Linked DNA regions of Homo sapiens: region 2 is linked to region 1. Evidence: chromatin loops called from intact Hi-C (ENCODE). Cell type or tissue: IMR-90. All regions are shown on one strand. Each heading gives the region's core, and the rest is flanking DNA. Links, peaks and the distances in the headings are about the cores only. Region 1 overlaps LOC105369474 (a long non-coding RNA gene). Region 2 has its middle 350 kb from the start of LINC02719.

Evidence for each region. Peaks named below come from ENCODE experiments on the same cell type or tissue, not always from the same donor. Only the 100,000 strongest peaks of a DNase experiment are listed, where the experiment ranks them.
Region 2: a loop joins it to region 1, with 2.3 times the contacts of the local background. A loop is called at or near these places in 1 of 110 quality-filtered maps.

What each region holds. Positions count from the first base shown.
Region 1 is chr11:106,371,697-106,387,787 of GRCh38, reverse strand. The region is part of intron 2 of LOC105369474 (a long non-coding RNA gene); the gene reads right to left. Among named protein-coding and RNA genes, the nearest start is that of LINC02719, 250 kb to the right of the region's middle. In IMR-90, for the core only: no CTCF peak of the experiment used is centred there; no DNase peak of the experiment used is centred there.
Region 2 is chr11:106,476,646-106,492,736 of GRCh38, reverse strand. No RefSeq gene overlaps it. Among named protein-coding and RNA genes, the nearest start is that of LINC02719, 350 kb to the right of the region's middle. In IMR-90, for the core only: no CTCF peak of the experiment used is centred there; a DNase peak (open chromatin) is centred at 9,666; H3K27ac peaks cover 173 bases.

The DNA of each region.
Region 1 (16,091 bases), core at 5,308-13,307:
TCACAATATCAAGACTTGGAACCAACCCAAACGCCCATCAATGATAGACTGGATCAAGAAAATGTGGCACATATACACCATTGAATACTACGCAGCCATAAAAAAGGATGAGTTCATGTCCTTTGTAGGGACACGGATGAAGCTGGAAACCATCATTCTGAGCAAACTATCGCAAGGACAGAAAACCAAATACCACATGTTCTCACTCATAGGTGGGAATTGAACAATAAGAACACATGGACACAGGACGGAGAACATCACACACCAGGGCCTGTCATGGGGTGGGGGGAGGGGAGAGGGATAGCATTAGGAAATATACCTAATGTAAATGACGAGTCAATGGGTGCAGCACACCAACATGGCACATGTATATACATGTAACAAACCTGCACATTGTGCACATGTACCCTAGAACTTAAAGTATAATCATAAAAAAAATAAAAAAGAAAAAAAAGAAAAGCGGTCTTTCAACACCCCTAAGATTTCAATCCCAACCACTCAGCAGCACCCATTCCCTAGTTCCCTGTCTGACAAATTAGCCTTAAAAACCCTAGCCTCTAAGTTCTCAGGGAGGTGGATTTGTGAAATATCTCCTGTCCTTTCACTTGCTGTCTTGCAGTAATTAAACTCTCTACTGAAACACTGCCGCCTCACGTATTGGCTTTTCTATGCAGCAGACAAGAAGAACCCATTAAGCTGTAACATTATCACCAAGTATCTGACTAAATAAGACCCCTTCTAGTGGTCTAAACTATTGCCCTGAAACAGAGCCCAAATACCTTTACTTAATTAAATTTGGGTTAAGTTCCCTGTCTACTCAGTAAATTAAAGACAGTGTTTATTTTACCACTTGCTCATTCTTGATCCTTATGTGTGATTCTAAACCCAGTGTACTAGGGCTTAGCCTTTAGTCTTAAAGACACCTTTAGCATTTCTTCCTGCTGATATTTAGGATTTTCATAAAAATAGAACATCTGGTGTCCTACTGTAATGTTGCAGAGTTGCTAAAGTGGAAATACCAATCAGGATCTCCTAAATCTCTTGCCATATAAGTACTGTCCACTAAGCATTGCTCCACAACGTTTCTCAGAAAACATATACAAAGTAATACTTTCTGTAGGAAGCAGCAGAGTAAACAGACTGAAAACCCCAGGCCATGCCTACCCACCATGGGGAATGAAGACAAATCACATCTCTGCATACCCATAAGCCATTCTTTTCCGGTCAACAACTGTTCCATGGACCATTGATTGTTAAACTCTTTCTTACAAAGAAAGGACATAGAATCAAAGGGTAGAGGAATAAGAGGATTTCTTTTTGTTTAAAATTCAGACAAATTAAATTTAACAGAATTTAATTGAGCAAAGAATGAATCATGAATCAGGCAGCCTCCCCCACTCCCAGACAAAAATTGGTTCAGGGCAACCCTGGAGGTGGTCAGCATGATCAGAAAGGATTTACAAACAGAAAAAGGAAGGTAACATACAGAAAGTAGAAGTGAAATACAGCAACAACCGGATTAGTTATAGCTCAATGTTTGCCTTGTTTGAACACAGTTTGAACAGTTTGCCACCTCTGATTGGCTGAAACTCAGTGATTGGTACAAGAGTAGGTTGTTGTCTGTTTACACATCCAGTTAGGTTACAATTCACTATGTAAGGAGAAATCTTCAGATCAAACTAAAAATGTGTATGGAGACAGCTTTAGACTAAACACAATTTAACAGAATTGTCTCACAAGAACTTGTCTCACAGGAACCAAAGTGACAGGCATGGACAGAGGGAGGAAGGCCCAGGCCCCCTTATTTGAATGAGAAGGAAAGGAAGGGAGCTAACAATGGGGTAAGCCAGTTTTTATGCTCTTCTTTTTGGATTTTTTGTGATAAAATGAAAGGCCAAATGTGGGCTTTTCTCTTACTGTGACACAAGAAGTTCCACGTGGCTCCAAGCAATAAAGGTTTAAAACACTCCAATTCCAATATGAAAGGAAATAATCTTCAGACAGCAGCTTAAAGAACTCATGGTGCGGTGGCTCACGCCTGTAATCCCAGAACTTTGGGAGGCCGAGGCGGGCGGATCACGAGGTCAGGAGATTGAGACCATCCTGGCTAACATGGTGAAAACCCGTCTCCACTAAAAATACAAAAAAAAAAAATTAGCCGGGCATGGTGGCAGGCACCTGTAGTCCCATCTACTCAGGAGGCTGAGGCAGGAGAATGGTGTGAACCCGGGAGGCGGAGCTTGCAGTGAGCCAAAATCGCGCCACTGCATTCCAGCCTGGGCAACAGAGCAAGACTCCGTCTCAAAAAATAAATAAATAAATAAATAAAATAAAGAAGCACAAGGATATATTCTAGAATATCAAATATGGAAACCAATGATGTAAAAGCCTGGAAATTCTATCTCAAATAATCTAAAATGGATATAGATATTGCAAAGCAGGGTCACTGGTTACCAACTTGTCTGATTCTGATGAGATAGAACACCTAACACAAATTACATAAAGCAAATTTATTACTTACAGATAGACAAGGGAAAATAGAAGCCTAGAATCCATTGCATGCTAGACCCCCAAGGCTCAGAAAAGCTGCCCAGAGCAAATGAAGTCTTGATGACATATGCCCCACTTGTATCACAGCTGATATCACTTGTATCACACCAGAAAGGGGTCTGCTTTGGGTTTAATAGCCTCTGATCATGTGAATAGCTGGGATAGTGCATTGAGAGATATCTTCTTTCTAAGGTTGGACTGAACAGTTCTAGCCAGCCCTCCCTGTCTCAGGAGGTTACATTCCCAGCATATTCTATAGTTATTTTTGAGAAGCACAAATAATAATAAGAAAAGCCCTGAACTGAACTGTAGGTAGTATAGCAGAAATGGAGAAACAGCATGAATCTAAGTACAAAAGCCTTGACTAGATGGTTCAGGGGCTTGTAAACCATTCTTAACGAATTTTTAAATTTACTTTAGGAGCCTTAGGGAGCCTTTGCAAAGTTTTAAGTAATGGGAAGACATAATTAGATTTACATTTAAGAAAGATTATGCTGTATGCCTTGTGGAGAATAGATTTGATTCACAGAAATCTCTGGAAACCAAGCATGTTTGAATAAACTGCACATAAATCCTACGTGAGTTGGCAAAAGACAGATTTTATCTCAGTCTTCAGAGATGGAGCCGAAGATTGAAGACTAAACCAGGAACTGGGCACAAATACAAGAGGACCACATTTCTGTGTTGCACAATTTGGTCATTTGTGGATGGATGGTGTTTTTTGGGTCACAGGCAGGAATACTCCCTGTGTCTCTGCAGAAACAATAAGAAGTGAAGCTCTGCTACAATGGGTTAAAAAGGGAATGGGAGGTAAAGAAGTGAAGACTGTCAATTTAAACAGCTCTTTCAACAAGGGAGCATTCAACAGAATGAGTTGAGAGGGAGAAGCCTATAAAGAGAAAAGCAGCAGTCTTCTAGTTGCCAGACCCCAGCTTCTCTTTTTTCAGTTTCAAATGAATGAGAAGATTAGCAAGAGGATCCTGAAAAGGTTTACCATTTAGGTTTAAAGAGAATCCTGAGATTCAAAAGGGCATCGTGGTAAGAATTGGTAGGGGAATCAGATTAGGATGGGAGAGAAAGAAACAATATCAGAAGGATTTAAATTTTATAGGGGTGACCAAAGATTGAGCAGCATAGACAGGAATAGCTGCCCTAAAGTACGTGAGTGGAAATCAATCAGGTGATAAGATGTATTAGAGGGGCTGTGCTTCAGCATATTGTCGTGACAAGATGATAAAAGAGCATTGCTTAAATCTCAGTGTGTCACAGCTAGCTAGCTACTGCGGAGTCATGAAGAAGAAAGAAGGGAGACACAATATTTAATACTGGGGGAGATTATTTGCACAGCTCAGGCACTTAAATGTTTCTCAGGAGTTTTAAGTGATGCTCTTATTTCTCAAGATAAACATTTCCAAAAGAAACAGAAACATTAAAAAAAAATCAAGAAATGAGAAAGTGAAACTTTGGGCCAAAACCAATCTGCAAAGATTTCAAAAATCTAGTGTCATGCACCCCAAAATCTACTTTTAGTCTAACTGAGGTATACATTAATAACAAGAAAAAATATTTTCAAACTTCATAATTTGGAAATTCCAAACACAACCGAATGACTCAAAGGCCAAGAGAAAAATCACAAAAGAAATTATAAAATACTTAGAACTGAAAGATAATAAAAAGCTTTATATCAAAACTTTTGAACTGTAGCTAAATCAACATTAAAGGAAATCTGTAACCTTTATATGTTTTTATTAGAATAGGAGGAAACGTGAATGTCAGTAAATAAGCATACAACTTGAGAAGTTAGAAAAATGTCAACCAAAAAATAGAAAAAAATAAAATAAAGATGAGAAGGGCAATAATTAATGGGAAAAGAGGAACTATGGCAAAATAAAGAGGATCAAGAAAAGCAAAGCTTATGTGTTGAAAACATTAATAAAACTGACAAACCTTAGGCAAAACAGATTATGAAAGAGAAAGGGGAAAAGAGACAGAAATGGCATATATAAACAATACTAAAAATTTTAAGAGTATAATAGAGATTTTAAAAAATAAGTTAATACTATGTCTCTATGCCATTAATTTGAGAACACGTAAAATGGACATATTCTTAGAAAAATACAAATTTCCAAAACTGACTCAATATTAAATAGAAAAACACAAATTGTTATAACATTAAAGAAAATAAGTCATTTAAAAACTACCCAAAAGGATTTACCACTGAGTTGTACCAAATTTTAAAGAAAAAAAAATCCCACTTACACAAATCTTTTCTGAGATAAGAAAAGGGAAATATTCTACTGCACATTTTATGATACGGGTGTAACTTAATACCAAAATTAGCTACAGGCAAAATGGAAACAGAAAAGTATAGACCACTCACTCATGTACATAAATGCAAGAGTTCTAACAAAATATTAGCAAGCTAAATTTAGAACTATATAAAAAATGATGCGTCATGATTAATTTGAGCTCATCATAGGAATGCAAGATTGATTCTACACTAGAAAGTATATTAATTAATTTAACTACATTGACAGATTAAAGAGGACAATCCTATGTACCTAGATGGCACATCTCCTAAGTGAATAGTGCAATTTCTGCACCGCTTTTTAAAATAAAGTTGCTTGCCTTGGACTTCCTCACTCTTTTGCCCTTCCCTGGTCCAGAATGTGGACATGGTGGTAATCCAGAGAAAGGCAAAGCAATCAGAAAGCCAGCACGTAAGTTCAGGGAAAATGGAAGATTGGATGTTTGGGAGACATTTCAAGATTTATCCACTTGGTTCTCAACTTCCACCTTGTTTTACAGATGAAGAGAATGGGTGAAGAAGAATTAGTAAAAAATTTTATTTGCTATAGTCAAATATCCATTCTATGTATTTCAGGTATAGCCCAGAAACATGGGGTGAGGTGGGGTGGGTAGAGAATATCTGTGACAGCCAAGTGGACGTAACAATACTCCCCTTTCAAGGTTGTCATGAGAATTAAGATTAGGTGACATATGTAAACTATTAGCATAATGCCAGAGCTATACTAGGGCACAGCCACTAATGTTGGTTCTATTTCTTCTTTCTCTGTTCCCTATCCTCCTTCTCTTTCTTTCCTGAGGCTCACAATGCCCTCAGGCTGTCGTGGATTCCGCATTTCCATATCCTCACATTCCTCCTGAAGTCTGACTCACCAGACAGTTGTCAAGATTCTTCAATCTGGGCACCTGAAGTGGTACTACCTAATTCCTTCATTCAGCAGATATTTATTTAAATCTCATTATTATATGTCATATACTTTGCTGTAGATGGAGTGCTGTAGATGCAGTGAGCAAGATAAACACAACATTATATTAAAAACTTTGGCCCTCCAACTGCCTACTTAGAAATAACCTGAAGACTCTGTGAAAAGGCAGATTCCTGAGCCAAACTCTCCAAAAATTGATTCCAGAAAACAAGTAATGCCTGAGTAATCTCCAGTAAACAACTTATCTATTCTCATGTGCTCTAAAGTTTGGGAACTACTAAATAATGTGTTATTATATGGGTGTTCAATATTGAAAGGATGCTAACTGCTGATAAAGTTTAATAAACTTATCTTTTAGAGTGCTCTGCATTGTCTATCACTTAATCCAAATAAAGAAATTGCAAGTAGTGATAAGTCAGGCACCAGTGATAGACTAATGGGGAGAGGTTATAAGAGGAGCCTGCATGGAGCTCTCAGCATCATATCTCAGAATCAGATGCCAGCTTCGCCTGCTTCAAGAACAGGGACAGTGGAAAGGCATAGACCTAAAACAATGTTCCCGAGCTTTTTGGACTCAGGACCACTTTATACTCATAGAAATTATTGAGGACCTCCAAAGCTTTTGCTTACGTGGTAAACTACATCAGAAATTAAAACTGAATTTTTAAAAATTTATTTAAAACTAAGAATAAACACATAATATATTCACAAAAATAATGTATCTTTATAAATAACTAACTGTACAAGACTGACACAATAATGACAAGAAGGACATTAATTTACATATTTTCAAATAAAAATGGCTTAATAGAAAACAGCTAGGTTCTCCAGTCTGTTTCTGCATTCAGTCTGTTACCATCTAATACTGGAAACTCCACTGTACACTCATGAGAAAATGAAAAGAAAAAAAGGCAAAAAGCATTTTAGTATTACTAGGAAGTAGTTTTCACCTTGTGAACTTCCTGAAAAGGGTTAAGGAATCCCCCAGAGTTCCTGGGACCACATTTTGAGACCCATTAGCTTAAAAGATGAGAAGTTGCCTATGGATGCCTCCTCCCCACCAAGTGACACACTGTCTGGGAATAAAGAGGAGACTGGAAGAATAACTCTAAGAAAACTTCCATCACTGTACATTTTTCCCAATGCTGATCTTGGCTATGAGTCTCTTGGCCAGCTTTCGTTGACTCTCCATGTCAAGGGCAGTTATGGGATGGTACCGAGCATTCCAGGTATGACTGGAAGCTGGAATTCACCTCCTATTGTATACTCTACTCTTACACATATCTCAAGCTTTCAGTCAAAATAAAAGAAAGGTTAATCCTCCCAAGACACTTAGAGCTCCCTCATCTCCCAAGTGGCCACAGATACCCTTAAAAGTGGAGCCAGCCCCTCTCTGCCCAACATCTACTCACCAAAACCCACTTGTTCTATCCCACTGTCTTCAACCACATTTTTGACCAGGGTTTGCCTTTCTCCATCAACCTTTAGACTGATTGTTTGTTTGACTTAACTATTTTGCTCTAGATTTTACTCACTTCTACTCTGGATACCCCATTTAGTCCTTCCCTTAGTACCACTCCCTAGAGTGAGCTGCCATTTCTGACCCAATTCAATTCCAAGCCCAGAGTTCCGAAGCCTGGCTGGAGTCAGAGCACTGCTCTTTCCCTCCTCATCCTTGACTGGGCAATTGAAATAAAATTAGCATAACGGGGGATTCCGACCACCAGAAACTGTCAAAAAAAAAATTTTACTCTGAAAAAAAAGGTGATTTAGTCCTGTATTTAAACATTCATAACAACTTTCACAAAGTATTTCTCTGTTTGAAAAATAGATTTTCACATGTCACATTTTTAAAGTGTATTTTCCTCTCTCTAAGCATAAGATAGTTTTTAATGAATTGAACAGCTATTTTTTCTAATTAGCTACAAGTCTGCTTCCTTAAAATTGCATGTGAGCAAGTGAGTGGTAATGGATGGTGCTTGAGTGATCTTATAATGGCAACACGCCTTGACCTGGGAGGCCTAAGGCTGCTTTAGAGTCTCAGAGTTTCAGATGGAATGATCTGATATGAGGAAGATAGGGTGAAGCAACTGCTGTGGAGGCTGACTTAAATTAGACTGCAGAAGTTAAGAAAGAAATGTTCTGATTACTGGGAAGTATCTGCACTGTGGCATCACTGTCATATTTTTAACCAGTCATGACAGGTAGTTATTATATTTTAAGTTTCAAATTTCCTCAATTCCTATTATTGCTAAATCACACCTTAATAAAGTCTCTCAAGATGGGTTAGACAGGTGTGATCCAAAGAAATACACCATCAAAATGTAAGAGGTAAAAATTCTTTAGTCTTTGCCTCTACATAGAAAATAGCAAAACAATAAAAAAAAAAGCCACAAAATAACCACACCTCATCTGCTCTTTTGATCTCACTTGGCCACTGTACGTTAGAAACCTGTGAGGCAGAAAGTGGGAGTGGGGGGAAGGGGGGGTCTCTGTGTAACACTTAGAGAGATCTTGAACAGCTTCCTAAGCAAATGGTGACATAAAGTCCCCAGTGAGGTGAGCAGAGGAGCTACCAATTTCCCAGGGACAACCATCTTGAAAGAGAGCCTTCCTTCTTTAACTGACAGCATGGGGCGCTGGTAAGTTATGGTTTTGGTTACTTAAGCAAGCCAGGAGTCACTTGGAGTCCAACATTCAATCATAACTAGACTTTAGTGGAATTTATAACATAAAGAACTACAGGCAGGTTATCAATGCTCCTCTAACTACCCAATCATATTCAAACTTGGTGGCAATTTCTCGTAAGCAAATTTTGATATGTGTGATATGAGACTAATTGGGAAAGTTGGTAAATTTAGGATTGGTAGAAAGAAATGGATTTTTCACCCCTTCTAGTGACTCAGGGGCTCTTGGTTTAAGCAGTGTTTTCCCTTTATGGATTAATTTACATAAATCAGCAGGCAAGACCCTCTTTGAACAAATAATCTACAGGATGATGCAATCAAACAACAGTTGTCTCTATGATTCTGTACTTCTCCTCTTATCAAAGAAAAGGCAAAGCCTGCAGAAGACTCTCACTGGGAGGAGACAATTGCCGTAACTGAAAAGAGAATGCCAGACTGGAAGGGGTTTCCCGTGATTGAGTGAGGGTGAGGAGGAGGAGGACAGGAAAGGAGAGATAAAGCAGTAACAAGGCAGATGCACAGAGCCAAGGTCTTTAGAGGAATAGGTATCAGAAATGAGAAGGGGAATCAATGCTAGGAAAAGCAGTCATATACAGGGGGAACAGACCAGAGAGACCACTAGGAAGCTGCAGGTAAGGTTTCAGTGTTCTGCAACAGAAGGAGGACCAATGAAAGAATTAGGAGCCAGAGATAGGTACCTGAGGGTGGGGTTGATAAAGACAGAAACGGTAGGATGATTATCTGACTGCAGCCACCTGTTTTCTTTCCAACCCAGGCTCATTTTACATAGGCAGTACTCCTTAATTTCTACCTGGCAGAGAATTATTTTCAAAAAGAACTAACATAAATACAATACGTATATATTATATTACAAAAATATTACATATTCACATAGATAAATATAAAAAGCTTAGAAAAGAGAAGACAGAGATTTTCATCCAATATACTGAAGTCTTTTTAGGAAACATAAGATCGGCCAAATAAGAAAAAGAAGATCCTCCCAGCTCAGACCTACAGAGAGAATAATGATGAATGCTGGGGGCGAGGAAGCATCAACCATGTTATCTTTTCAAACTGAATGCTGCACACTCTGTTAAATGAAGGGGTGGAGGGGCAGATGTTGCTACACGGAACATATAGATGGCTTTAAGAAATTCTTATAGAGAAGAGTTTTATGAACAGGACTTCCCAAATGTTTAGCTTCTTTCTCCTCTCCCTACCCTGCTCTGATTATTTTTATTAGATTTTTAAATATCTATATGGAGTTTTTTAGTATTAGATTGCTCTGCTGTAATCTTCTACCATTCTCTACACTCAAAGACCCGAAAAAACCTCCAGTGCAAGTGAGAGAGAAATTGGTTTCATTACTTTTTTCTCAACCATCCTGTAAATCATCAGTGTAGGTAACTGCAGTAATTTCCAGCCTAGCATGTACCTTTTTCCTGTGTGATAGGATTAAAACCTAGTCTGTCATGCTACCCTGTTATAGTTTATAGATTGAATTTATCCCTTCACTATCTGCATTTGATTAAACACTATTTCCATTTTAGTTCTGACTAGATCTCTTTTCCTTTGCTATCTCACAAGGGATTTTGCAACACAACTCTTTTTTATTGTTGGGTAAGTATAGGGTTATTTCTGGAATGTAGCATGCTATAGAACTTATAATTTTTATGTGTTATATATTTCTAACTTCTTTTAAAAAATGGATATCTCCCTTGTTTTATGATAAAAATAGAAGTTTTGGGAAAAAATGAGAAAATGATTTGTTTGATCTCTTTAAATGACTTGAGAAGGTTTTAAATTGTGCCAAAAGGCCAGGTGCGGTGGCTCATGCTTGTAATCCCAGCACTTTGGGAGGCCAGGGCAGATGGATCACGAGGTCAAGAGATTGAGACCATCCTGGCCAACATGGTGAAACCTGTCTCTACTAAAAGTACAAAAATTAGCTGGGTGTGGGGGCATGTGCCTGTAGTCCCTGCTATTCGGGAGGCTGAGGCAGGAGAATCTCTTGAACCCAGGAGGTGGAGGTTGCAGTGAGCCAAGATCGTGCCACTGCACTCCAGCCTGGCAACAGAGCGAGACTCCATCTCAAAAAAAATTTAAAAAAAAATTGTGCCAATAAATCTTCCTTTCCTAATGTTCAGCATCAATCTGAAAAACAATATTATGATGCAGAAATAGGAACTTTCGGATTGATCCCTGAATGCAGGTTAGGTGAGTTTGGAATAACCATGCTACATTTCCCACTTAATATTAAAAAATATATATTTGTTTTGACTATTCCAGAATCCTATTTATAGAAATCAAAGTTAAGAATACCATTCAAATGAATTGGCCCCTCTTTTAAGAGGCAGGAAAATGTCCCAGTTGGCAATGCTGTTAGTGTCGATATCAATACTTCCAAAATGAAAACAATGGCAGAGCTGGGAAAAGAGGTCTCTTCAGCATTAGGCAGCATAACAGGAGGCCAGAATGAATCCTGTTTCCCTTTTTCATGTTTCTCTTGACTCTTTTGCACCTTTATAAAATGTCTTTGAAATACACTGTGGGATCAAATGTGTATCTCTCATGTTTACCATGCCTTATTTCAAAAGCCCAACTCCCTGTTTTGAAACATCTCCCTTCAAATAACACCTCCTCTTCTAAACAGCCCAGGAAATGTACACTATGCATAGGCAAGATCCCCTCCATCTCTGCTTCACTCTATTCTACTCAGATATGCTCATATCCCCAAAGCACTTAATATAAGGCTGTAGAAATGCAAGTTGTCTGGAAAGAGAAAAGTGCACAACAATCCTTAAATCTTTACATTTCAGAGGAAGACAATACATTTTGCAATAGTTTCTATTTTCATTAGCCATAAAATTTTCCAAAAAATAGAAAAACCAGAAGATGTGGATGTATGCCTCATTTTGGTCACCAGGAAACTAGCAGGAGCCTTCATCATAAATTCTTTAAGAGGGATAGCCTATTCTCTAAATAATGTGCCTAGTCTACGGGGAATTTTGCTCCAGTGTTGCTCATCATAACTTTCTCTGAGTGTGAAGGTCCTATTTGTCTTTCGTTTCCATTACATTGACCCTGTTCCACTAGAAACAATGGCCTAAGTACTGTTCCAGACACCAGAGCTGAAAACGTGTCTATTTTTCCCTTTGGTGAAGGTTTGATGGGGCCTCTCACAGTCAACTTTGGATATGTAAAATTGGATATGCCTATTAAATGTCAACTGGATGTGTTGAGGTAGCTGGATACCTTCTTGTATGGCAAAAATATTCATTCATGTATAATTCTTGCATTAAATATTTGCTAATCATCTACCACAAGCCAAGTAACATTTTAAACATTCTTCTGCTCTTGTAGAGGTTTAAATTCTAGGGGGATATCTAAAGTGCCCATCTCTTCCCTGTTTGTCCAGGACATCCACCAGTTTTAAAACTCAAAGTTCTGTGTTCTGGGCCCTCCCTTAGTCCTGGGCAAATTAAGATGGTCATCCTAGAGAGAATTTGTTTATCAACAGGACTTTTATAGAAAACAAGTCTTAAAACTCTGGTAGGGGAGCTCAGGAAGTCTTTTTCAGTAATAGTTTAAATTGATTGTTGTGGGAAAATCTCATAGGTACTGGCCCATGTGTACAAACCTCACTCTATAAAGAACACTGGCTTCCTTTAAACCCTAACTTTGTACCTGGCACTCACGGAGGGCTTGAGATAAAAATTTTTATTTTTATTTTTTTGAGATGAAGTATCACTCTTGTTGCCCAGGCTAGAGTGCAATGGCACGATCTCAGCTCACAGCAACCTCCGCCTCTCGGGTTCAAGCCATTCTCCTGCCTCAGCCTCTGCAGTAGCTGGGATTACAGGCATGTGCCACCATGCCCGGCTGATTTTGTATTTTTAGTAGAGATGGGGTTTCTCCATGTTGGTCAGGTTGGTCTTGAACCCCCAACCTCAGGTGATCTGCCCACCTCGGCCTCCCAAAGTGCTGGGATTACAGGTGTGAGCCACCATGCCCAGCTGAGATAAAATTTTAAATAAGAAAATTTCCTTTAAGTTCATCCTCTTAATCATCTTTTTACCTCCTTAAGTACATAATATTCCCACACCTCCATCTTTCCCAAGGCACCACCGTTTGGCCCCACAAGCCTCATTACTCTCCTCTAAGCCTTTGAACACAAAAGCTTTCTCCCTCCACATGGCAGCCTACTATCAATTCTTCCAGGCTCACATCATCTATTGCATCATTAGTGATGCCTTCTCCATTTCAGCGCACTCAAATGAATACCTATCTACATTCTGTTTTCATGGCAGTTTTTACTAGCTTTTATCAGAGTGGTGATTATACTTAAACATAATCATGTGTTTCTATATCTACTTCTAATATGTGAGTTCCTTCAGGCAGGAAAAATATATCCTTTACCTCTGTCTCCCCACCTGTATATAGAAAGTGTTTTGGACTTCTGTTTTCAAAAATGTGAAAACTGAACTGCCTAAAAGGCACCTGGAAAATGTTAAATAAACTATTACAGGCAGTATTTTAAATGCACGTTTCAGTTGTCAAGAAAGTAAGAGAAGTCCTCAGGGATCGGAAACAAAGAAGAAACTGAAAGAGTGGGAAGTGTGAAATAACACTGGGGTTATCGAGTCTCTCAGCCTCAGAAACCAAAGATTTTTAGGTTTCAATGGCCACTTAGGGACAGAAAAATCGGCCTTGGTTTTGAGCAATGTGGGGAGTTGGAACTGATATGCCTGAAAAGTTTCTCAACCCTTGAAGCGTTATAACTTCATGAAAAGGTGGAAAAGAAAATTCATCCACCACCAATAGTTGAGGTATGAGAAGCCTGTCTGTTTAAACAGTGCAGTTGGTCATAAAAAGCATATATAGGCCTCTCTTGAGAATTAAAATTGTAGGCCTGTTCTTACCCAATTTTAACATATGCATTTATATTACCTATGGGATCTAGGAATCCCCAAACCAATAAATTAATCAAAAGAAACTTGTTACTTCTCTGACTTTATCTTTCCTCACTTAGTAATTTATCTTTATTTTTCCTCACTTAGACAGCATCCATGCTGTCTTCTTGCCTATTGCTCGAAAATACCAGCCATATTTGTTCTCTTCTCTCTCTTCTCATTCTCTTCTCTGTCTTGAATTTCTTTTCTGTATATGTGTACTGAAAATTTCCTTGCCCAATAAAACCTTTGCTAAAATGTCAGCTTCTCAATGAAGTCTTCTCTCACCACTCAATTTAAAATTGCAACCTATCCACTCCTTCTAATCTCCTAATCCTCATTCACTTTTTGCTGTTGTCCAAAAGACTTATCACCTTCTAAATAAAAAAAAAAAAAACTTACTTATTATCCACCCTCACTAGAACTTACCTAATACCCTCCACCCCACTAGATTGTGAGCTCAAGGAGGGCAGGAATTTTGTCTTTTATATTTGCTTATATATCTCAATCAACTGGAAAAGTGCCTTGTACATAACAGGTTCTCAGTATAAACATTTTAGTCAATGGAATGAAAGAATTGATAATAAGAGAATCCAGCAGAACCCAGTGTAAACCTTCTCTGAAGAATAAGACTCAAGTCTGACCTACAGGATTCACATGAATAAAGCCTCTTTGGACTAGTTGAAAATAAAATAAATTATAAATTAAATGAACAAATGACAACTGACCCCACATAGACCAGGTATAGATACTCTTATGTACTTCAGATAATGGAATCACTGGATACAGATATAAAACAAGCATGCTTATTGATTGAAGATATAAAATAAGGTCTTAATGGAAAAAGAATTGACATATTTTAAAAATAACTAAATGGTGATATAGAAAATGTATGACAAAATACCTAAACAGAGGAAAAACAGAAACACAAAGAGGAGGAAAATATGCCAGAGGTTTAGACTGACACAGTTAACAGAAATAAAAGTCCTAGGGCCGGGTGCAGTGGATCATGCCTGTAATCCCGGCACTTTGGGAAGCTAAGGCAGTTGGATTCCTTGAGGTCAGGAGTTCAAGAAATAAAAGTCTTAGTATTTGAATAAAGATAATTTCAGAAGGATGGAGCAGAGAAAATTTGGGAGCAGCACTTCTTGTAAAAATAATTGCAAGTTTTCTGGTGTTGATGAACTCAGATTCATGAAGCACAAAAAATGACAACCAGAAAAAACAGAACTAATCTATATCTAGACCCATCGACTGACATTGCACACCACCACTGACATAAAATTTATAAAAACAACCAGACTTCCAAAAAAGAGTAATAAATTGAGATAGTATTCTTCTTTCTAAATGGCAATATTAGAAGCCAAAAGATCATGGAATATTTTTAAAGTGTTAAAGAGAAAGTAATTATCAATCTGATTTAAAAGCAGAAAAACTATAACATATTTTTAAATGAGTAGAAATAAATACATTTTAAAATCAACCAAAGCTAAGAAAGAGTGATACTAACAGTTGTTTCTGAGTAACCCTCCAAAAGATATAATTAGAGAAACAGGATATTGAATCTATAAGTAAAATTTGAGGTACAAACTAGAATGATGAGCTAAGGAACAGTTTTTTTCAAAAATCCAAACCTCAAAAATACAATATAATTATTTTAAGACTAATGTTGACAGTATACAAGCAAGTGAAACTAAAATTCTGGTATTAAATTCTGGAGAACCTATGATCATCTCAATAGACTCAGAAAAGCATTTATGGAAATTCAATACTATTCTTGACAAAAATTCTCAACAAACTAGGACTAAAAGGGAATTTTGTTGATCTGATAACATGTTGTTAAGTTTTTATATCTCAATATATTAATATACTGAATGCATACACACATTTTCTGAAACACAGCAGATTATTATTTACTTACAGCAAATAAAATTATACGAGTTCCTATTGACTTAATTTTTATGTCCAAGGTGAAGCAATGATAATAAATCCTGTACATGTTAAAGTTTATTATAAGCAAGGAACCAAAAAAAAAAAAAGGGGAGGGCCTCACTATGTTGCCTAGGCTGAGTTTGAGGTCGGCCTGGGCAACACTGTGAGACCCTGTCTCAAAAAAAAAAATTAAAAAGCAAAAATTAAATTGCTATTATTCACAATTCATGAGACTCTATAAAAACTTATTATAGTTTTATCTTTTTTTTGAGTCAGGGTCTCGCTCTGTCAGATAGGCTGGAGTGCAGTGGCACAATCTCGGCTCACTGCAACCTCCACCCCCCCAGGTTCAAGTGATTCTCTTGCCTCAGCCTCCCAAGTAGCTGGAATTACAGGTGTGCACCATCAAGCCCAGCTAATTTTTGTATTTTATTTTAGTAGAGATGGGGTTTCTCCATGTTGGCCAGGCTGGTCTTGAACTCCTGACCTCAAGTTATCCACTCTCCTCAGCCTCCCATAGTGCTAGAATTACAGGCATGAGCCACCACTCCCAGGCCCAAGACTTATTAGAGTATTAAGAGCTTAGCAAAAATACTAGGCAATAATATGAATTTATAAAACTCAACTAAATTCTTACATATCATATGTAATTATAAAATATAATTTTATAAAGATAGAATGACAGTATAAATAGAAATATGAGGCAAACAAAAATAATACTAATAAAAGGTGTATTA
Region 2 (16,091 bases), core at 5,212-13,211, 110 kb before region 1:
AGATTGCCTGAGTCCACTTTGTGCTGCAATAAAAAAAAATACTCAAGGCAGGGTAATGTATAGTATACAGAAATTTATTTTCTCATAGTTCTGGGGGCTGTGAAGTTCAAGATTGAGAGGCTGGCATTTTGTGAGGGGTTTATTGCTGTGTCATCTTATGGCAGAAGGTAGAAGGGCAAAAGAGAACAAGAGAGGGACAAGCTCACACTTTTATAACAGCATCAATCCCACCCATAAAGGTGAAGCCCTCGTGGCCCAATCACCTCTTCAAGGTCCCATCTCTTAATACCAATACAATAGCAATTAAATTGTGACCTGAGTTTTGGAGGGGACAAACATTCCAATCATAGCACAGATCTTGCATACGCAAATACTTAGGTTTAGATTTCCACAATCAAGAAGGTAAATAGAAGTACTTTTTCTATTCCTTTCACCAAGCACAAATAAAAATCCTGGCCATTATACATAAACTAAATATAGAAAAACTCTGAAAAATGGCAAGAAGAAGGTAGATAACCTAGGAAACTGGGAACAAGGAACAACATGATGATGAGCTCCTTGAATTTTCTCCATGCTTCACGTATCTAAGACTTGGAGTTAAAAAAGCCAGCAACCCAGAAATTCTAATGGGCATAGACAAATAAATAAATAAATAAACCCAAATAAAGCCTGCTTTCTCTAGCAAAAGAACCAGCAAAGGGGCATCCTAGCTCATTTGGATAACTGCTATAGTCCAGCCAAACAGCACAGGGAAGAGAACCAAAAAATTGTGGCCCCACTCCCAGCCATTTTAACAAAGGCTGAGACTAGACTTTCATTCTCACTAGACTATAAGGAAGCATTCCAACTTCATTGGCAGAGTAGTATCAGAGAAGAGTAAGTAGGGAGCCAGGACTTTCATCTCTGCTGCAAGCTAACAAATTTCCCTTCTCTTAGCCATGCCAGTGGAGACCAATGTAAGGAACCTAGACTTTCATTTCCTACCAGACAGAAAATGGATGACCCTCTGTTTCTCTTGGATGATACCGTAGACGACCATATGAATAGTCAGAACTCTCATAACCACCCAGCATTAATGAGTCCACCCACTTACCTGTAATGTCAGGGGGCAGCCCAGTAGAGAACCTGGACACCTACCCCTAACTGGTAGTAATGAGGCTGTGCCTTCCCCAAATAGAGTGATGTCAGAAGAAATAATGTAAAATGGAGGTTTAAATAAGATCCAGGGTCTCATAACATAATAACCAAAATGTCATGGAGTCGATCAAAAATTACTGATCACTCCAAGAACCAAGAGGAGCTCAAACTGAATATAAAAATGAAATTCATAAACTCCAGCATCAAGATGACAGAAATGTTAGAATTATCTGAGAAAGATTTTAAATGAATCATCATAAAAACATTTCAATAAGTAATTATGAACATATTTGAAACAAATGAAAAATCCAAATGACAAAACTCAATTGAAGCTTTTCGGCTGAAAAAAAATGCAATAACTGAAAAAATTTTAAAAATCTCAGTGGAAGGCTCAGCAACAACAGCAGCAGCAACAACAGCAGCAACAACAACAGCAGCACCAACAACAAAATGGAAAGGGGAGAGGAAAGAAACAGTAAATGAACTGAAAGATAGATCAAAAGAAATTATCCAATTTGAATAGTGGAGAGAAACAAAGCCGTAAATAAATAAGCAGAGCCTCAGAAACCTGAAAAACTATTTCTTTTTTAAAAAACTAAAATATTAGTGCCATCAGAACCTCAGAAGGAGAGGAAGATAAGGTCAAAGCTGAAAAATTACTTAAGTAAATAATGGCTGAAAACATTGTAAATTTGGCAAGACACATAACTTATACATACAAGAAGCTGAGTGAACCCCAAATAGGATAAACCCAGAGAAATTCATAGCAAGACAAATCATAGTAAAACCTCTGGAAACTAAAAAAGAAACAACCAAACAACATAATCTAAAGTAGTAAGAAAGCAACAACTGCTTACCCATAGGAGTAGGGGAATCTAAATCACTAAATCCCTCATAAGAAACCATGGGAGGAGGCCAGAAGAAAGTGGCACAACATTTTTCAAGTGCCGAAAGAACTGTAAAACTAGAATTCCACATATAATGAAAATGTCCTTCAAAAGTAAAAGGTAAATCAAGGTTCTCAAATAATGATTAAAAGAAAAGAAATTTTGTCGCCAATAGACCTACACTAAAAAAATGGCTAAAGAAAGTTTTCTACACAGAAAGTTTCTACAGAGAAAGTTTTCTATGTATGAGGAAGGTAGAAAATGCAACAGAAAGTAAAATATGAATAAATATAATGCATTTTCTTCTTTTGTGTTTTCAACTTATGGTTGATGATTGAAGCAAAATTATGACTTTATATGATGCAGTTTAAATATATGTAAAAAACATAATCAGGAAATTTATATTATAAATGGTGGAAAGTAAAAGGACTCAGGGACGTAAGACCTTCTTTAACTGGTAAAACCTCAGTGGAAGGCTCAGTGGAAGTCCACTATGACACCAGTGGACTGCCATAAATTATATACTAACTAGAATTACCACTAAAAAAAGCTATACAAAGAGATACACTCAAAAACCCTATAGATAAAGTAGAAATCTAAGATTTTCAAGTAACCCATTAAAAAAGGCCAGAAAAATAAAACAGAGAAATAAAAAAAAAAAACAGAGAAAAAAAACCAAAATAGAAGACTGAAACTCTAGTATAAAAATAATTACTGCTACAGATTAAGTCTATGTCCTCTCAAAGTGTATATGTGGGAAACCTGATCCCCAAAGTGATAGTATTAGGAGGTAGGGTCTTTGGTACATGATTAGGTCATAAGGGTAGAGCTCTCCTGAGTGAGGTTATATAAGACTCCAGAGAGCTCCTTTGCTCTTTCTACCATGTGAAGACACAGTGAGAAGAAGGCTGTCTATGAACTAGGAAGTGAACTCTCACCAGATACTAAATCTGTTGGCACCTTGACCTTGGAATTTCCAGCCTTCAGAATCATGAGAAATAAATGTTCTTTAGGCCACCTAGTCCATTGTACTCTGTCATAACAGCCCAAACTGACGAAGATAATTACATTAAATGTAAATGGTCTAAATACACCAATCTAAAGACAAAATTTGGCAGAGTTAATTTTAAAATATTCCTTAACAATATGTGGTGTATGAAAACTCACTTCAATAAAATAATGTAGGCAACTTGAATATAAAATGTTAAAAAAATACATTATGCAAACTGTAATCAAAGAAAAGCAAGAGCAGCTATATTAATTCCAGATAAAGTAAACTTTAGAGAAAGAAAATCAAAAGAGACAGAGGGACATTACTAATGATGAAAAAAATTAATCATTAATAATAAGACATCACCAAGACACCACCAAGAAGACAAAATAATACAAAATGTGTATGTACCGAACAATATAGCTGCAAAATAAGTGAAGCAAAACCTGATAGAATTGAATAAGAAAATAGACAAATCCACAGTTTTAAGTGAAGCACCTCATCTCAACAATTTATGTAATAACTAGGCAGAAAAGAATCAAGTGTATAGAATGCAACAACATCTTTAACCAAAATAAGCTAACTGGAAGATTGTGGAAAATGGTGGATAGGAGACAGGACTAACAAGCAGCTCCCACTAGGATGGACAGAACAGCATGTGGAAACTCACAGAATGGCAGAACAGCCTTGATCTTAAGGGGAGAGGGGAAAGGGTGACCACTCTATTATTACTTTCACCTTAGTACTGGAAGTTCTAGTTATCACCATGAGGTAGAAATAGAAAACAAAAAGCATGCAGATTGGAAAAAAATAAAACTATATCTATGCACAGATGATATGGTGGTCTACATAGAAAATCTCAAGAAAAATACCTATAGAACTGCAAAGTTAATTCAACAAAGATACAATTTTTTAGCCACACAAAAATCAATTGTATTCATATGCACTTGTAAAGAGCATGTTGACAATAAAATTAAAAGTACAACATCATTTACATTGCTCAAAACATAAAATACTAGGTTTAAATTTTACAAAACATGAACATGATGTATATGCTGAAGTCCACAAAGTACTGATAAAAATAATCCAAAGATATCTAAATAAGTGAAAAGATATACCATGTTTATGAATTGAAAGATTCAACAAATCTTTTATTCATTGATATTTCCCAAGCTTGACAAATAGTACTTGTTAACTATGTTCTCACACTTTCTGAGAACTAATATCTTCTCCTTTTCCTTGCTTTCCTAAAATTTAACAGTGTTTTGTGAGTAATTTTTATCTGCTTCTTATGTGCTTAATTGACCCTTTCAATCTTAAAATTTACATCTTTAGGCTACTGAAGTTTTTCTTGAATTGTTTCTTTGATAATCTCCTTTCCTTCATTTACTTTGTTCTCTCGAACACCTATTATTTGAAGATCAAAGAGTGGATTCTCTAAACCATTTCTCTAATTATTCATATATTCTCCCCTTTTTTCATCTTTTTGTCTTTTTGATTCACTGTAGGCTATTTCCTCAAACATAATTTTTTACCCTTCTACTGGGTTTTAAGACTTTTAATTTCAAAATTTTTTTGAGAATATTCCTTTCTATTAATAGTCTTTCTTATTTTATAGATGAAATATATTTTCTTGTTTCTGTGGGAAAATTATACTTTTTTAAAAAGTGCTCTTGAATTGTTACTATATCCTTAAATTTCCTATTCTTCTTTTTAAAAATATTTTTGTTATCTATTTCATGTTGAATTATTTGCTCAAATGCCTGATGATGTGCTGCTGTATATTCATATTAAATTTAGGCACTTTTGGGTGAAGAGATGTGTGTATAAGAGAGAGAGAGAGAGAGCACGTGGGCAAATATTGTCACTGGTTGATTTCATGATAAAGAATTGATCTGTATTAGTTTATTGATTCCCCTCCTGCCTGCACCCACCACCAGTTCTCCAATTGTTTATGTCTGTAACTCTTCTCTTTTGGCCTTATGCAATTCTTCAAACAAAAGTCTGGCAATCACCTGTCTGTAGTTTTTGACCTAGTTGTTAGAATTCTGGTAGTTGAGTGAGGACAGATGCTAGGGGTTGTATCATTTAGTATATGGAATTCCACTTAGTACTCCTGTTTTCAGTAGATACCCCTATTTTTAATTATGCTTAAGACTCGCAGTCCAGAAACTGTCACTTTTATCTCTACAGATAATAAACTTTCAGTTATCTTCCAGGTAATAAACCCTCAGTTATCAGCTTACATTTGGGAAAGATGAATAATCTGACTGCATGAGGTCGGGTAGGGAATGTAGGTCTCACTACTTCCAACCAATCTCTCTATTTTTATCTCATTTTTATTCCTACTTGCATAATTACCTTGTGCTGCCATTTCTTTTTTTTTCCCCCTGACTTTTTTATTCATACAAATTGGGCTGCTTTTGAGCTGCTTCCAATCCTAGCTTAATAATTAGTTTCTTCGAGGCCAGGCGTGGTGGCTCCCCCCTGTAATCCCAGCACTTCGGGATGCCGAGGCGGATGGATTATTTGAAGTCCGGAGTCTAAGGCCAGCTGGGCCAACATGGTGAAACCACTGTTTCTACTAAAAATACAAAAACTATCTGGGTGTGGCGGTGCACGACTGTAGTCCCAGCTACTTGTGAGGCTGAGGCAGGAGAATTGCTTGAAGCTGGGAGGTGGAGGTTGCAGTGAACCAAGATGGCTCCACTGCACTTCACCCGGGGTGATGGAGCAAGACTCCTTCTCAAAAAAGAAAAAAAAAAGCATTAGTTTCTTTGAGATGTTAAATCATACACCATGTGTCAGTTGTTTATTGGTTTTGAGGTTAATACTTTTTAATTTACTAATAAACTTCTTAATCTTAAAAAATTAAAAAATTGATGTGTAAGCTACTTTATAGCTTTTTATCTGGCAGGTTTAGGTTTTAAAACAATATATTTAATATTTTGTTGGACTTGGAAGAAAGTAGGTAAATAATGTATGCATACAATTCACCATCTTTGTTTTTTAATAAATGTTGTGTATACTCTTTGCAGAAAAACTAACAAATGGATATAGGGAGAAGAAAGAAAGAGAGAAAAGTAAAACATATTCACTGCATCAACTTTCCAAAACAACCACAGTTTAAAACTTGGTACCAAATATTTAGCTTCTAAAAATGTATGTTAGGCATTAAAAAGAGACACATGCTCAAAGATTTAGCAACAAGGATATTTAGCACAGCAATTTTTATAAGAAAGGAAAATCAGAGATAACCTAAGTGATTGACAAATAGTGCTTGTTTTTAAAAAATACCGTAATATATCCACGCAATAAAATACTGATACTATTACGAATGATGTTTCAAATGGATATTTATGTTGCTAAAAATTTTTAAAGCTTACAAAAAAATATGTAATACAAAACCCTTAAAGAAATATATTTACGTATATTTATTTTCATAAATTCCTGGGTCAAAACATTTGCACTATTCTAATGCCTTGTTAAGTGTTGTTAAAATGCACAACTTGGCAGCAATTTATACTTTCACAAATACCATGTACTCATTTCCTTCTCAAGACAATGTCATACAATTTTAAAAAAATCTTTTTGTGTATATTAAAATAGTATTTTATTATTTCAATAACACAGTGTAACAAGTCATAACTTTAATAATGGTTTTCTTTTGATAATGACAAGATTGCATTTTCTTATATGTTTATTGGGAATTTGCTTAATTTTTATTCCTTGACTTTATTTTTCTATTGGGAAGTCCACTTTTAGGTTTATATTAAAACATAGTCTAGAACTCTGTGAGTATTTGTGAATCATACTCTTTGACTCAATAATTCCACGTATAGAAATTTGTCCCAAAGAAAAATCTGAAATGTGAACACATATTTATGTGCAAAATATCTGTTTCAACATGAATTATGATAATGAAAACTGGAATGAATCAAATTAGTGTTAATCACTGAGTAAATTATGAACCAGCTATGAGATCAAATAATATGTACCATTAAAAAAAAAGTTTGTGAAGAAGTTTTTGTGAAGAGATTTTTAATTTCATTGGAAAAGATGAATAATTAAACAACAGTAAAAGTGTACAAAATATTCTTATATGTGTGTGCATACACACAGTGTAATCAACTTCTATTAAAACTATATTAGGCTGGGCGCAGTGGCTCATGCCTGTAATCCCAGCACTTCGGGAGGCTGAGGAGGGCAGATCATGAGGTCAGGAGATCGAGACCATCCTGGCCAACATGGTGAAATGCCATCTCTACAAAAAATACAAAAATTAGCTGGGTGTGGTGGCGCTCACTTGTAATCCCAGCTACTTGGGAGGCTGAGGCAGGAGAATCACTTGAACCTGCGAGGTGGAAGTTGCAGTGTGCTGAGATTGTGCCACTGCACTCCAGCCTGGTGGCAGAGCGAGACTCCGTCTCAAAAAAAAAAAAAAAAAAGTGTATATATATATATAACTAAAAAATATATATGTCAAAACACATATGTTGAAATTGCTTTGTAGTAGAGGAGCCAAAGATAAATTTATTCATATTTCTTTACACTTTCTGGTACTTACCAATTTTTTTACAGCTAGAAAAAATATGCTATTAAAATGCATAAATATTTTAGTCATTGCCTTCTATTTTTTCCCTTATTTTCTTTCTTTTGTACTATCATGAAATTATGAATATCTTTAATGCATCAGCACTAAGCAGCAGGAAGATAAGACCAATTTAGAAACAGTAACTAGTCACCTAGAAGCATTTAATACAACAACAAATATGTTCTGCATGTTAGCCATTTTAATATATCTTAGGAAAATAAAAATAAATAAGAGATAGAAACTCTTCCTAAGGAATTCACTGCATATTACGGAAATAAATTCTCTGATATAAGCCAGGCTATAATTTAGTTTTAGAGTAATAAGGGCTTAAACAAACTGTTAAGGAAAGTTGAGGAGAAAGACATAAATTCTAACTGCAAAGATTGGAGATTTCAAAAAGGAGAAGCTTTGTGGGGGATGACTGCTTACTTTTAAACATAAGCAGTGTTTGATAGCTAAAGATCTAATGGTCATGATGAGGAGAATGAGGATGGTGATGGTGATGATGATATCTTACATTAAACATTGATTGGGATCCAGACACTTTGTCTGTTTGTTTTGAACATACATTATCTTATCTTCACAATGGTTTTACAGAGTGGGGACTATTATTATTTCATTTTTACACACAAGGAAACTGAAATTTAGAAAAAAATAAACAAGCTTTCTGAGGTCATATAGCTTGTACATACTTGACGAGAAATTCAGATTCAAATCTAACAGATTCCAAGATGGATATATGAATCATTGCACAATTGGCAATGGTGTGAATGTGCAGAAGAACACCTAGAGAAATCATTACTTACATATGGGTCAATTAGATTCAGAAATTAAACATAAATAAAGTAGAATCCCATAGAACAGCCCGTCAAAACCCAGATGCGTCATTCCACTTGCTAAATCCTATCTCCCTGCACCCAAACCCATAAAGTTCAGGAGCTGTGAGGTATGGCTTACAACACAGATTTAATATTATAAGCTCACTGACATTTTAAAGTGCTTTTACCAAATAGGTTCACAAATTCGACCACCTCCACCCAGCTAAGACTCACCACTAAAATGAAACCTGTTTGGAGATTTTAAGGATCTTCTGAAATCAACACCGGTGTTTACTAATTGACTGGTTAACTAGTTTACTAGTTAAGCCAGAGTGCCTAGTTCTGGGTTTTCTGCAAATTGAATGATTCATCAATATTGAGAAGCATTGGAGGCTTCGATCCGATTGAAAATTTGCTCATAATTGAACGGATAATTAGATACCAAGTTTAAGGCTTTCCTCCTCAGGATTTTAAATATTTAAACAGGTATTAAATGGATATACCTCCGTATTTATTTTTGGACTACAAATTCTCAGTTCTTCACTGTGTGCCCAATGACAACAAAGGTATGAGTTTTACAGAGACACACTGGATCAGAAGTCAGTTGAACTGAGCCACTCCTAAGACTCCTCACTTAATTCCCATTGCTGTCAGTTTATCTCCCAAACTGATATGTGAAATTCTTGAGGGAAGCATAAAGCTCTGTTATGCTCTGTGCACTTGCTGCCTATAGGAAAACTGGACTCTGCTCCACTTCAATTTTCACATGTTCTCACTCTATCCTTGCTTCCCCTGGCTGTCAAGAGTCAGGGCTCTGGGAGATTTATTCTAGCATACTTTGATTTGATTTTCAGGTAAAAAAAACTATGTCCCAGTAACTTCCTGAACCTCTAGTTCAGTATGAAATAGCTCACCTTTCCACCACTTCCCATTATATAAATTATGCCTTTCCTGCTGGAAGGGGATGATGATTCACCAAAATTCGATACAGCTCTTCCCAATTGCAGGCTTGTTATAAATAGGCGAGTGGCTGTGTTAAATTGTAAAGATTTTAAAAAATATTTTCCAAGAGTAAAGAGCAACAAGCAAAGCTTGGAAAATGTAAGATAAAAGCAAAACACAAAAGACCTTTCTTTCCACTTAAATGGGGGGCTTTGTCCTGCTACGGGGTGGGGGTGGGTTTACAGCAGCTGCTTCTCTGCTTTTGTGTGAGTCACCCACACTTAGGGCACACTTAGGTCAGGGGATCTGGCTCTGGCACTAACCAGCTGTGTGGTTAACCCAGTGATTCTCAACTCAGCTGCTCTTTAAGATTACTGGGAGCTTTAAAAAATACTCAAGCCTCCATTCTGTGCCTGAGCCTCCATTCTAAAGTTATAATAAACAAATAAGAAGGGTAAACAGCTGTCAAAAACTCAGTGGGCCAGGAACTTCATGTAAATAGACATAATTTTTCAAAGCCCCAAAGATGTATATTTTCTCCCATTTTTCTTTAAACATGCAATCCTCTTAGACTTTCAGTTTTTAACATTAGAGAAACATGAATACATCATAAATAATCAACACTCTTTTTAACTCTATCTTAAAATTGTAGGACAAGTATTCATCGTCAGCGCAACTTAAACTTGGCTTTGGTAATAGAAATGCAACAGAGAGAATTAGGGTAAACTTCAGAGTACATGGTATAAGCTTTCCTAGACTGTACTGTGCTGTGCCGTACTGTATATACTATATATACTACTATACTATACTATACTATACTATACTATACTATACTATACTATACTATACTATACTATACTGGACTGTCCTATACTACACTATACTATACTGAAGCAGAACTTTGATTTTTTTTTGGTGAGAAAATAAAGTCATATTTCACAATTTTTAAAAAGAAACTAGAAATTCAAGAATATGGTTGAAGCACCTCAATTTTAAAATGTTGGCAATTCATTGAAAAATAAAATTAAAACATTATATGGGCCCACATTAGGCCAGCAAAATGTAAGCTTCGGACTTAGTGTAGACTGCAGGATGCCAGTTGAAACCTTGAGAAAACTGCCTATCATGTACTTGAAAGGTAGACCTGGATTCAGATCCCCACTATTTCTGTTACTGGTCAATGTCTGACAAGTAGTAACTCCTCAATCAATGCAAATATTGTTATTATTCTACTGTCTTTCTACTCTAACAATCTAAATCCTTAGTATAATTTTTTTATCTGTAGGATTTTTTGAAATACTTACCTGGAATCTAAGCAATCAGAAAGTTTAAAAAAAAGATTTTTTTACAGTTTATATATTCTACACATGATTTTTTAATGAAAACAGATGAGCGGTAGCAGGGATTTATTCTTGCAGAGTAATGCTAGTATCAATAAAGATCTCTCATTCCAACGTCTCAATCCTTTGACACCCACAACTGTAAGTAAAAGGTAGGGTTTATAATAATGACATGTGCCTCTGTAAGTCTCTAAAGAATGTCAATAAAAATAGTAAATAATGTCAAGTATTTTCGCATTAAACGTATTGTTGTGTTGTCTATAATCCAAATTCATGCAATGGAAATTTAATCCCCATTGCAACAGTGTTAGGAGTGGGGGCCTAATAGAAGGTGTTTAGGTCATGAGGGCTTCACCTTCCTGAATGGATTAATGCCACTATAAAAAGGGCTGTGGGAGTGCGTTCTCTCTTTGCTGCTCATCTGCCAAATGAGGACACAGAGTTTGTCCCTTTTTGCCCTTCTGCATTCTGCTATGAGATGACACAGTATGAAGGCCCTCATTTAACACCAGAAGCTGGACCTTGATCTTGGACTTTTCCATCTCCAGTCTGTGAGAAATAAATTTGTTTTTTATAAAGCTTCAGTATTCTGTTATGGCAGCACAAAATGACATTCCCTGTCTCAGGTACTCTGTTAAAGCAGTACAAAACATATTAACACAGTATTGTAATCGTTTGAGCAATAATGACAATTTCTCTGTTGCTGAATACTTGGTTAAATAAGCAAATAACCTGAAATCTTATGGATAAATAGAAACCTACACATTTTATTCCTAATTTTTAAAGATGTAGTTTTTCTTCATGAGCTTCTCTGAAGAAGCCACAGCACAAAATTTCTTATGCACTGAGTTTTTCTTCCTAAGCTCATTGGGATATTTAAAGATAGATCCAGAAATTTAAAAAAAAAAAAAGTCAAACCACTATGAAGCTTTCTTCTACTTCCCAGTGGAGAATGTGGAATGCTTTGAAGTCTGAAGACATAGGGGTTATCACAATTTAGAGAACCTGACTCATTCCTCTCACTAAACCAAGCATCTAAATCTCTCTCCATCCCCATTGCCAACACTCAGTTCTATGTCTTACCTAGGATACTTAATCAACCTCCTAACTCATATGCCTATTCCCACTCTTGCCTAATTATTTTCTATACTGTAGTCGGAGTAACCCTTCTAAAACAAAATCTTATTTCACCACTGTGCTTTGAAATGCTTGAAGATCCCTGCACTGATTTCACAATAAAGTTAAATTCCTTCAGTTCATGGCTCCAGCAGAGCTTCTCAACCTTACCTCTTATCAACCCCCACCTCACACACTGAGCTTCACCCATAACAACATCTTATATTTTCCTCAAAACCTCTTTGTTCTCTCTTTTATTTACTCCTGGACTTCAAAAATGCTTTCATTTTTTGGAGCATTCTCCTACCATTTAACCTCATTATTCTTATTTATATTTCAGGTCTTAGATTCTATATATATATCTCCTTCAGAGAAATATTTTCACGCCCTTCCAGGAGTCCTGGTACTTCTGCTAGCACGAATTATGACATGGCACTTATTACGCTAACTGTGACTTTGCACTTATTACATGCTATTATTACTCTTAGCTCATTCTCACCCCTGAATTGTAAGCTATGTGAAACAGATACTATATCTTTCTTATTCTTACAGTGTCAATCCTAGAGCCTGGATGTTTGTTGGATAAACATATAATATTGAGTTTCTTAGTGGCCAGGACCATATGAGATTGTGGGATTCTTGTAGGATGTTACATCCTTACTTCACAGGATTTTGTTTACATATTATAGAGCCTGATATTTCAATTATACTCTAAAAACAATTCCTTTTGTGGAGAGGGAGCTTTACAGTTTTCCAAGTGCTTTCCATGCCATACATTTCTCCCAGAAACTCTAAGAGCATAGGGCAGTTGCTATTATACCCACATAATAGTTAACAAAATTGAGCCTCAAAAAGGCCTTGTGACTTAATCAAGGGAATTTGAGTTGCGGAGAAAGACTTGAGCCTCGGATCTTTTGTTTCTAAGACAAAATCTTTTCTTTTTTTCTGGCTGCAATTCACTGATTTTTTCTTGCTCACTAGCTTTGTTTGTTTGTTTTGGGGAAACATGCGTCTGCATGCAGAGCAGCTCATTTCCCTCCTCAATTATGTCTGGCTTAACTGATACTGAAATGAGTGCTCAGACAGCACATCTCTAATCAGAGCAGGAAGACAGTCAAGACATGTTCTAGGTGGCAGCAGGAGGTGCTGTGGAATACTAATAAAGCTAGCCAAAGAACATCTACACAGTTAGCCATATGCAGAAAACTAAGCAATGATTCTTATTCCCTTAAATAGTCTCTAGAAGCTACCTTTACCCCCACCCAATTTTGTAGACAATGCAGTTTAATAAATATATCACTTTGTAAGTCTCCCTAAGTCTCATTCATTTATTTGACAAGTATTCAAGTAAATATTCTTTTATTTAAACTGGGGATATAAACAGATTAAATGAATAATTCCTAGCTTTGAGAATGTCATGTGGTAGTGGGAAGAATAGACAATAGATAAGAAAATAATCAAAGACAGCAATAACTGCTATGAGGTAAATAAAGAGGGTGTGCTACTGAATACGGTGAGTACATTCCTCGGATAAAGTGATGATTGAAAGCCTCTCTGAAGGGGTAATATTTGGACCAGAATATGGCAGATGAAAAGAACCCTAGGTGAGAAAGATAAGAGGAAAAATTTCCAGATAGGCGAAAGAGGAAGTGAAGAGTCTGGAAAGAAAAGAAACTTTTAGCTGTTCTTTGTATATTTCAGTGTTGGTTCAAATATCTGAGAAGAGCAAGAGAGAAAGTCCTTTAGCCCTTCCAACCTAGAAACAACTTATTTTTGAAGCTTTGGATAGGAATAGTGAGTCCAGTGATTACTGCATGTGATTTGCTTCCTATTTTATTTGCTCGTGTGTCTCTAGATTTTCTTCCTTTGGAAGGTAGTCAGTACTCATCCACTCTTACATATAACTATACAGTATATAGCAATTTAGTTATGTACATATGAGCTATAGAATATGAAAGCATGCCTGAAAAAGTTGGCTGCCTGTATGATTTATAAATCAAATTCAGTTTCAAAAACCTTAAGGAACCTTGCCATTTGGAGGTAAAGAAAAAGCAAATAATTCTTCTACGTTAAAACGACTCCAATAATGTCATCAACACTATAATCAAGTGGATTGTATCCCTGGGATGATGGTTTAACATATGCAAATTAATTAATGTGATACATCACATTAACAGAATGAAGGGTAAAAATCTCATGATCATCTCAAAAGATGCATAAAAAACCTCTGACAGAACTCAACATACTTTCATGATAAAAACTGTCAACAAATTAGGTATAGAAGGCATTTACCATAGTATAATGGTCATATATGGCAAGTCCACAGCTGCCCTCATACTCAAAAGTAAAAAACTGAAAGCTTTCCTGCTAAGATGAGGAACAAGACAAGGATGCCCACTCACCACTTTTATTCAACATAGTACTGGAAGCTCTAACCAGAACAATTAGGTATGGGAAAGAAATGAAAGACATCCAAATCAGAAATGAAGAAGTAAGATTATTTCTGTTTGCAGATGACAATTTTATGGATAGAAAGCCCTAAAAACAACACAACAAAATTGTTAGAATTAATAAATGAAATCAGAAAGTTGTAGGATTCGAAATCTCTGTACGAAAATCAGTTGCATTTTTATACACTAACAATGAACTCTTTTAAAAGGAAATTAAGAAAACAATCTCATTTACAATAGCATCATGAAGAATAAAATACTTAGAAATAAACTTAACCAAGTAGGTAAAATACTTGTAGACTGAAAACTATAAAACATTGATGAAATAAATTTTTAAAAGACACAAATTAAATGAAAACACACCCCATATTCATGGATTGGAAGATATAATGCTGTTACAATAACCACACTACCCAAGCAATGTACAGTTTCAATGAAATCTTGATCAAAATACCAATGACGTTCTTCACTGAAATAGAAAAACAATCCTAAAATTCCTAGGAGACTGCAAAAGACCTTGACTAGCCAAATTTTTCTGGACAAAGAAGGCTGGAAGTATCACACTTCTTCATTTCAAAATATAATACAGCTACAGTAAATAAAATGATGTAGTATTGGCATATACACATAAAGACCAATAGAGCAGAATAGAGAGCCCAGAAATAGGCACATGCATATCTGCTCAACTTGTCTTTGGCAAGGATGCTTAGCATACACAATAGGGAATGAATAAACTTCAATAAATGGTATTGGGAAAACTGGATATCCACATACAAAACATGAAATAAAACTGAACCCTTTCTTACACCATACCTCCAAATCAACTCAAAATGAATCAAAGACTTACACATGATTGGAAACTATGAAGCTCATAGAGTAAAACATAGGGAAAACTCTTCATAACAGTGGTCTTGTCAATGATTTTGATATGACACCAAAAGCACAAATAACAAAAGAAAAAATAGACAAGTGGGATTACAGCAAAAATCTTCTGCACAGCAAAGGAAGCTTCTGCACAGCAAAGGAAGCACAGCAAAGGAAGCTTCTGCACAGCAAAAAAAAGCTTCTGCACAGCAAAGGAAGGAAATAATAGAATGAAAAGGCACCTTATGAAATAGGAGAAAATATTTGTAAGCCGTGTATCTGATAAGGAGTTAATATCAAAAATATATAAGGAATGCCTATAACTCCATAACAAAGCAAATAACAGAGGATCTGACTAGACATTTTTTCAAAGAGGATATATAAATGGTCTACAGGTATATGAAAAAGTGCTCAACATTACTAATCATCAGGAAAATGCAAATTGAAACCAAAACAAGATATCACTTCACACCTGTTAGGATGGCTATTATCTAAAAGACAAAAAATAACAAGTGTTGATGAGAATGTACAGAAAGTTAAAGCCTTGTACACTTTTGGTGCGAATGTACAATGGTGTGGCCACTATGCAAAACAGTATGAAGAGTCCTCTAAAAATTAAAAAAAAAACTATATATTCAGTAATCTCATTTCTGGGTATATATTTAATTAAATTGAAATAGGGTCTCAAAGAGATATGTTCACTCATATGTTTATTGTAGCATTATTCTCAATATTCATGATATGGAAACAACTTAAATGCTCATAAGTGGATGAATAGATAAAGAAAATGTGGCATATACAAACAATGTAATATTATTCTTTAAAAAAGAAGAAAATCCTGCCATATGTGACAACATGGATGAAACTGGAGCACAATGTGGCAAGTGAAATAAGACAAATAAGTGAAATAAGGACAGGACAAATATTGCAGTTTCCCTTATATGAGGTATCT